Regions from separate parts of the Homo sapiens genome. Here region 1 is linked to region 2. Evidence: read pairs that join two places in POLR2A ChIA-PET (ENCODE). Cell type or tissue: Panc1. All regions are shown on one strand. Each heading gives the region's core, and the rest is flanking DNA. Links, peaks and the distances in the headings are about the cores only.

Region 1 (2,914 bases), core at 239-2,738, 92 kb before region 2:
CAGCCATGTGTGGGCCAAGAAGAGAGGCCTCAGAGGAAACCAACCCTGCCAGTACCTTGATCTTTAACTTCCAGCCTCTAGTACTATGAGAAAATAAATGTTTGTTGTATAATCACCCAGTCTATGGTATTGTGTTAAGGTAGTCCTAGCAAGCTAATACAGGACTGAAGTACTGATATATGCTACAATGTGTATGAGCATTGAAAAAAACAAGATGCTGAGTGAAAGAAGTCAGACATAAAGGTCACATATTCTATGAATTCATTTATATGAAAAATCCAGAATAGGTGAATTTATAATGATGGAAAGCAGATCGGGGGTTTCTAGGGAATGAGTGGGGAGGGGATAATGGGGAGTGACTGCTTCAAGGGTAAGCTTAATGGGGTTTTCTTTAGGGGTGATATAGGTGGTGGCAGCACACCATTGTGAATCTGCTAAATGCTGAATTTTACACTTTAAAATGTTAATTTTATGTTATGTGAATTTCACCTCAATTTTTAAAAAAAGTAACAAAGATAGTGGGCTACTGAAGGATTTTAGAGGTAGAGAAGATGCAGGCAATTCTGAGGTCAGAGGAAGCCATAATGAAGAGGTGGTGAGGTTGAGGTTGGGAAGCTTAACGGATCAGGATAAAAATGTCAGTGTATTGGATGGGTGATATGCGTGGACCCTAAAACCACCCAGCAAGATGGCAGGACTTGAGGTAGATTGGAAGAGAATGTACCGGTGCCACAGTCTTAGACAATGTGCAGATTGTACCCAAGAGATTGGTAGATGATGCTAAGGAAATTTAGAGGTCATGATAATGGAATGGTTAGAGACTGGAGAGACCTGACAACCTGAGGGGCCAGGAATAACATTTTGGGAGCTGTGCTGGGGAGAGTGAAGAATGCTGCCCTGCCCTGGAGGGAAATGAATAGTTCCAGAAGACCCTAAGGTTTTAAATGAGGCAAGAAAGTAGGGATGGCAGGCTGTAAGGACAAGGGAAGTTGATTAATCCCTTGTTATGGGTTTAATGGTTTATGAGTTCCCATGGGTTTTGTGGTTTAACAATTTTAATGGTTGCTTGTTGACAGTTAAGATACATACCTGATGCCACCAACTATGTACTCCTTAAAAAGGAAGATAGAAGGACATGCACAATATTTGCAAATTCTACATTTACAAATGTTGCTAATAGGAAAAATGTGGTTTACCAATAACAGCATTTAGTCCTATGTGATTTAATAGTGAGTCCTTGAATGGGGAAACGGCCATTTTGCTGTCAGGCAGAGTAAGCAATGTTTAGAGGCTTTGGCTCCAGCTCCTACTCCCTGTCTTCTCTGCTGATGAACTCACTGCTGGTTCTCTGTCTTTTTTTTTTTTTTTTTTTTTTTTGAGACGGAGTCTCGCTCTGTCGCCCAGGCAGGAGTGCTGTGGCGCAATCTCGGCTCACTGCAAGCTCCACCTCCCAGGTTCACGCCATTCTCCTGCCTCAGCCTCCCGAGTAGCTGGGACTACAGGCACCCGCCACCACACCCAGCTAATTTTTTTGTATTTTTTTTTTTAGTAGAGATGGGGTTTCACCGTGTTAGCCAGGATGGTCTCGATCTCCTGACCTCGTGATCTGCCTGCCTCGACCTCCCAAAGTACTTGGATGACAGGCGTAACCCACCGCACCCAGCCAAACTCACTGGTTCTCAGCAGGAACAAAACTATTTGAGAATCTGCCCTGTCTAAACACATGAATCAGCAGATTCTTTGGTCTCTAAAGAGAACAGAAATAAGGCTCTTTAGTTTTTAATATTGAAATAAGTCTATTCTGCAAATAGCTGTTTCAGGCAATGAACAACTATCTATTAACTACCTAGGATGCCCCCAGTCCTTTGGGAAAAACAAAGAACTGTGAGATTGCACTTGGAGAGATAACAATAGTCACACAATAACATTAAATAACAATACAACACCTCTATCTCAAAGAGTGCATGATTTATTTCCAAATGACAGCTATAGACACAAACATTTCAGGATTCATTGTGGGGTAGTGAGATCTGGAAAGGCTGCGTGGCACCAAAGTAGGTCATGAACGCTGGGGAGAAGCTGTAACGCTAGTTTGGGTGGAAGAACAGCCTAAGACTAGGCATAGGGGCAGGAAAGCCCATAGTATATTTAGTGACTGCTGAGTAGTTTCATAAGATTATTAGATGAAATGTTACAGATATGGTTCAGTTAGGGTCAGCTGGGACTCAGCAGTTCTTAAGCCTATCTAACCCATTGCCATTTTTAACAACAAAGATTTTGTTTTGCTCCCTTTACTGCATAGTATCTTTTAAAATTGATATATAATGATCGACTATAAGGGATAAACAAAAGGAAAATTATTTTTATTTATTTATTTTGAGACAGAGTCTTGCTGTGTCACCCAGGTTGGAGTGCAGTGGTACAATCATGGCTCACAACAGCCTTGACCTCCTAGGCTCAAGCAATTCTCTTGCTTCAGCCTCCTGAGTAACTGGGAGGTGTGCGCCACCACACCTGGCTACTTTTTTAATTTTTATATTTTGTAGAAACGGGATTTCACCATGTTGCCAAGGCTGGTCTCAAACTCCTAGGCTCAAGTGATCCTCCTGCCTTGGCCTCCCAAAGTCCTGGGATTACAGGTGTGAAGCACTGTGCCTGGCTTCTAGCATCATTTGTTAAAAAGTGCTGTTCTTTGTTCATCGGATTGTCTTGTCAAAAATCAACTGGCCATAAACGTGAGGGGTTTCAGTTCTATTCCATTGGTCTGTATGTGTATCCTTATGCCAGTACCATACTGTCTTGAGTGTAGCTTTGTAATAATCTCTGAAATTAAGAACTATGAATCCTTTAACTTTGTTCTTCTCTTTTAAGATTTTTAGCTATAAAGGGTCTCTTTAATTTCCATATGAATTTT
Region 2 (2,914 bases), core at 87-2,586:
ATTATGTCACCAGCAGGCTGTCACTTAGCACCCTTAGATGCTCAGGGCCAGCTTGGGCCCTGCCAGGACCCCTGGCCCATGGAAGTCCCTCCGCCAAGACAGTGATTTTCGCGCTTGCTCTAGAGCTAGGATTCTCCCACTTTTTTCCTCCTCCACAAGCAAATCTCACATAGAACTCCAATATATAAAACTGATGAAATGGATCCAGTTCAAGGGAAGATTTGGGTTCAGAATCCCACCCGCTCAGCTTTCCCCTTGGCCTCCTTCTTGCTCCTTAAGGCAACCTCCAAAATAACCTCCACCAAACCTGAGGACTCTGGGAAATAGATTTTGGAAACTGATGGCTAGGAGATGTCTAGACAACCAGGTGATCATTAGTGCTTGGTCTTGGGAAGGACTCAGGGATATAGGCCAGTTGGAGGGCTACATCTGAACACACAGAAGTGTATCCTCACCCTCTCCCCATGTCCTGCCACGATCACCACTCTGCTTGACCTCATCATGCCAAGAAGTGGAAAGACTTATGTAGATAGGTCCAAAGCATGTGTGGTATCCCGATATGATAGAAAGACTGACCCAGGTTGAACCCCAGAATTGCTGTTGCTAATTGTATGATCTTTGGGTCTTAAGCTTTGTGCCTGGCCCAATAAATGGTGGTCATTATGATGATCTACTCAGGTTGACTATAAATACAATGTCAATAGATCGTGAAGAATTGCTATGTAAAAATCAGGCCACCTGTTCTCACAGATATCAAACAGTGCCTTGTGAAGCAGTGATTCTTTACAATGTTAAAAAGCTGCTATGTGGCTAGTGGGTATGTCCTGCTCCTCTGGTGTGTTTGGGCCAAAAAAAAAAAAAAAAGAATTACAGAGTTTGTTTCTGCATTTGAGCCTTGGAATGATTTATTTCTCACCCTCAGAAAAGTTTCAGGAAAACACTGACACAATTCACTTTCGTAGTTCCTGTCAATTGGTTAGGCCTTGCCCGTTAGCTGGGATCACATGGCATGAGTCTTCGTGCTGGGCGGGCGGCTGCGGACTTGTTTCCCTTTGAGTCTGGTTATTTGGCAGCATGGGCAAGCAGGGTGTAGAGGGGAGGTCAACCATTGTTTGGTTATTTGGAACAGAGCAGCACAGTTCACAGCCCATTGATGTTGGCTTTGTGGGGTGACAATTGGGCTCTATTTTTGCCCCTTTTAATCTGCAACTTTCTCATAATGCAACATGATAAATCAGGGTTTTGTTTTATTCTAAAGATCTGGAAATCTCTGTTTGAATTGATGTGACTCTGTTACATTTTACCCATGCTTCTGTACAGAGCTCAGCCTCTTTGAGGAATGCATTGGTTTTCCCTGTTTCATTTCAGAGGCTCCACCATATCTCAGACTGAGCATTGTCACCTTCAGGAGGTTCTGGGGGGGCTCAGGAGGGGCACGGTAGCCATAGCCCAAAGACCCCATTAACAGGGAGTCTCCTATTCCCAGATTCCTTTATTTCTGGGAGCCTCCCTCTGCTTTTCAGATCTGCCTCCCTAGCAAGGGGTAGATGGGCTGAAAGTGCAAGGAGAAAGATAAGAGATCCATGAGTAATGTAAAAATGAGTCACAGACATAGAAGTTAAGCGATGCAAAAGGGCCCCAGATGCTTCCAGAAGCCTGTCAGTCACAAACCTGCACGAGCTTATCCTGGCCCAGAGTCTGCACTGAGAGGACAGGTCAACATGGAATCATGCCACCCCTGTGGCTAGAGGCATAGAGGAGAGGGAAAGACTCGAGGGAAAGGAAGTCTGGGAGGTTGGGCAGGCACCTGTGAAGTTGTTACTTCCTTGGGTGCAGAGGTGGGAGCCACCAAGAGGAGCCTGGAGCACTGCTGCCTCCCTTTTCAGCCCCACCCTCATGACCACCAGTGCCTGGCACATCTTTTTTTTTTTTTTTTTGAGACGGAATCTCGCTCTGTCGCCCAGGTTAGAGTGCAGTGGTGCGATCTCGGCTCACTGCAAGCTCTGCCTGCCGGGTTCACCCATTCTCCTGCCTCAGCCTCCCGAGTAGCTGGGACTACAGGTGCCCGCCACCACATCAGGCTAATTTTCTTTTTTTTTTTTTTTTTTTTTGTATTTTTAGTAGAGACGGGGTTTCACCGTGTTAGCCAGGATGGTCTTGATCTCCTGACCTCGTGATCCGCCCGCCTCGGCCTCCCAAAATGCTGAGATTACAGGCTTGAGCCACCGCACCTGGCCATATCTCACTCTTTGTCTAGCTGGTCAAGAACACATTTCCATGAAGCTTCACGTCTTCCTCAGTTGTCCTGCCTCCAAATGCCAGGAAGAGTTTGGAGCTCCCTTTGCTATGGCTCTGGCCACACAGTGGCACTTTTGAAAATAGTTCCAGCGCAGGCAACTACATCTGTCCACTGCTGTGCCAGCGCCCTTGCTGGTCCAGAGATCTGAAGAGCCATGGAGACCTGGATTCTAATTGTACCTGTGCCCCAGTTTCATTGTTAATAAAGTGAGACTTTGGGGATAGGTAATCTTACTGTTCTAAAAGCCTCTGGTTTCCATTAAGATAGGATGAGGACTGCTATGATTATTTCTACTTTAAGGCAACTGAACCTGAGACAAAAAGGTGGGAAGGGGGATTTGGTTAAGGTTACGAGGGTCAGTAAGCACAGTGAGGAATAGAAATCCAGGCGCTGGGTGTGATTGGGTAGGCCTGCTGCTTACCCACGGGCCCTCTTTGCCTTTTGGGTGTGAGTAACTTGACATCTTAATCCATAGCTGTTCAGCCTCCCATGACTGCTGATGCAAATTGGAACAAACTTTGCAGGTCATTAGGGCCAAACAGGCTGAAATACACATGGGGAAACCTAATGCCTGTCTTTAGTCCTGCCCCAAGAATGTGGCTGTGAACTAGTCTA

The links. ChIA-PET counts read pairs that join two places held together with the same protein. Peaks named below come from ENCODE experiments on the same cell type or tissue, not always from the same donor. Only the 100,000 strongest peaks of a DNase experiment are listed, where the experiment ranks them.
Region 1: POLR2A ChIA-PET joins it to region 2 with 14 read pairs; 3 of 35 experiments call an interaction of 5 or more read pairs at or near these places.

Annotation. Positions count from the first base shown.
Region 1 is chr18:23,445,488-23,448,401 of GRCh38, reverse strand. No RefSeq gene overlaps it. Among named protein-coding and RNA genes, the nearest start is that of RIOK3, 6.3 kb to the left of the region's middle. In Panc1, for the core only: no CTCF peak of the experiment used is centred there; no DNase peak of the experiment used is centred there.
Region 2 is chr18:23,353,543-23,356,456 of GRCh38, reverse strand. The region is part of intron 12 of SLC35D4 (solute carrier family 35 member D4); the gene reads left to right. Among named protein-coding and RNA genes, the nearest start is that of SLC35D4, 83 kb to the left of the region's middle. In Panc1, for the core only: no CTCF peak of the experiment used is centred there; no DNase peak of the experiment used is centred there; H3K27ac peaks cover 1,356 bases.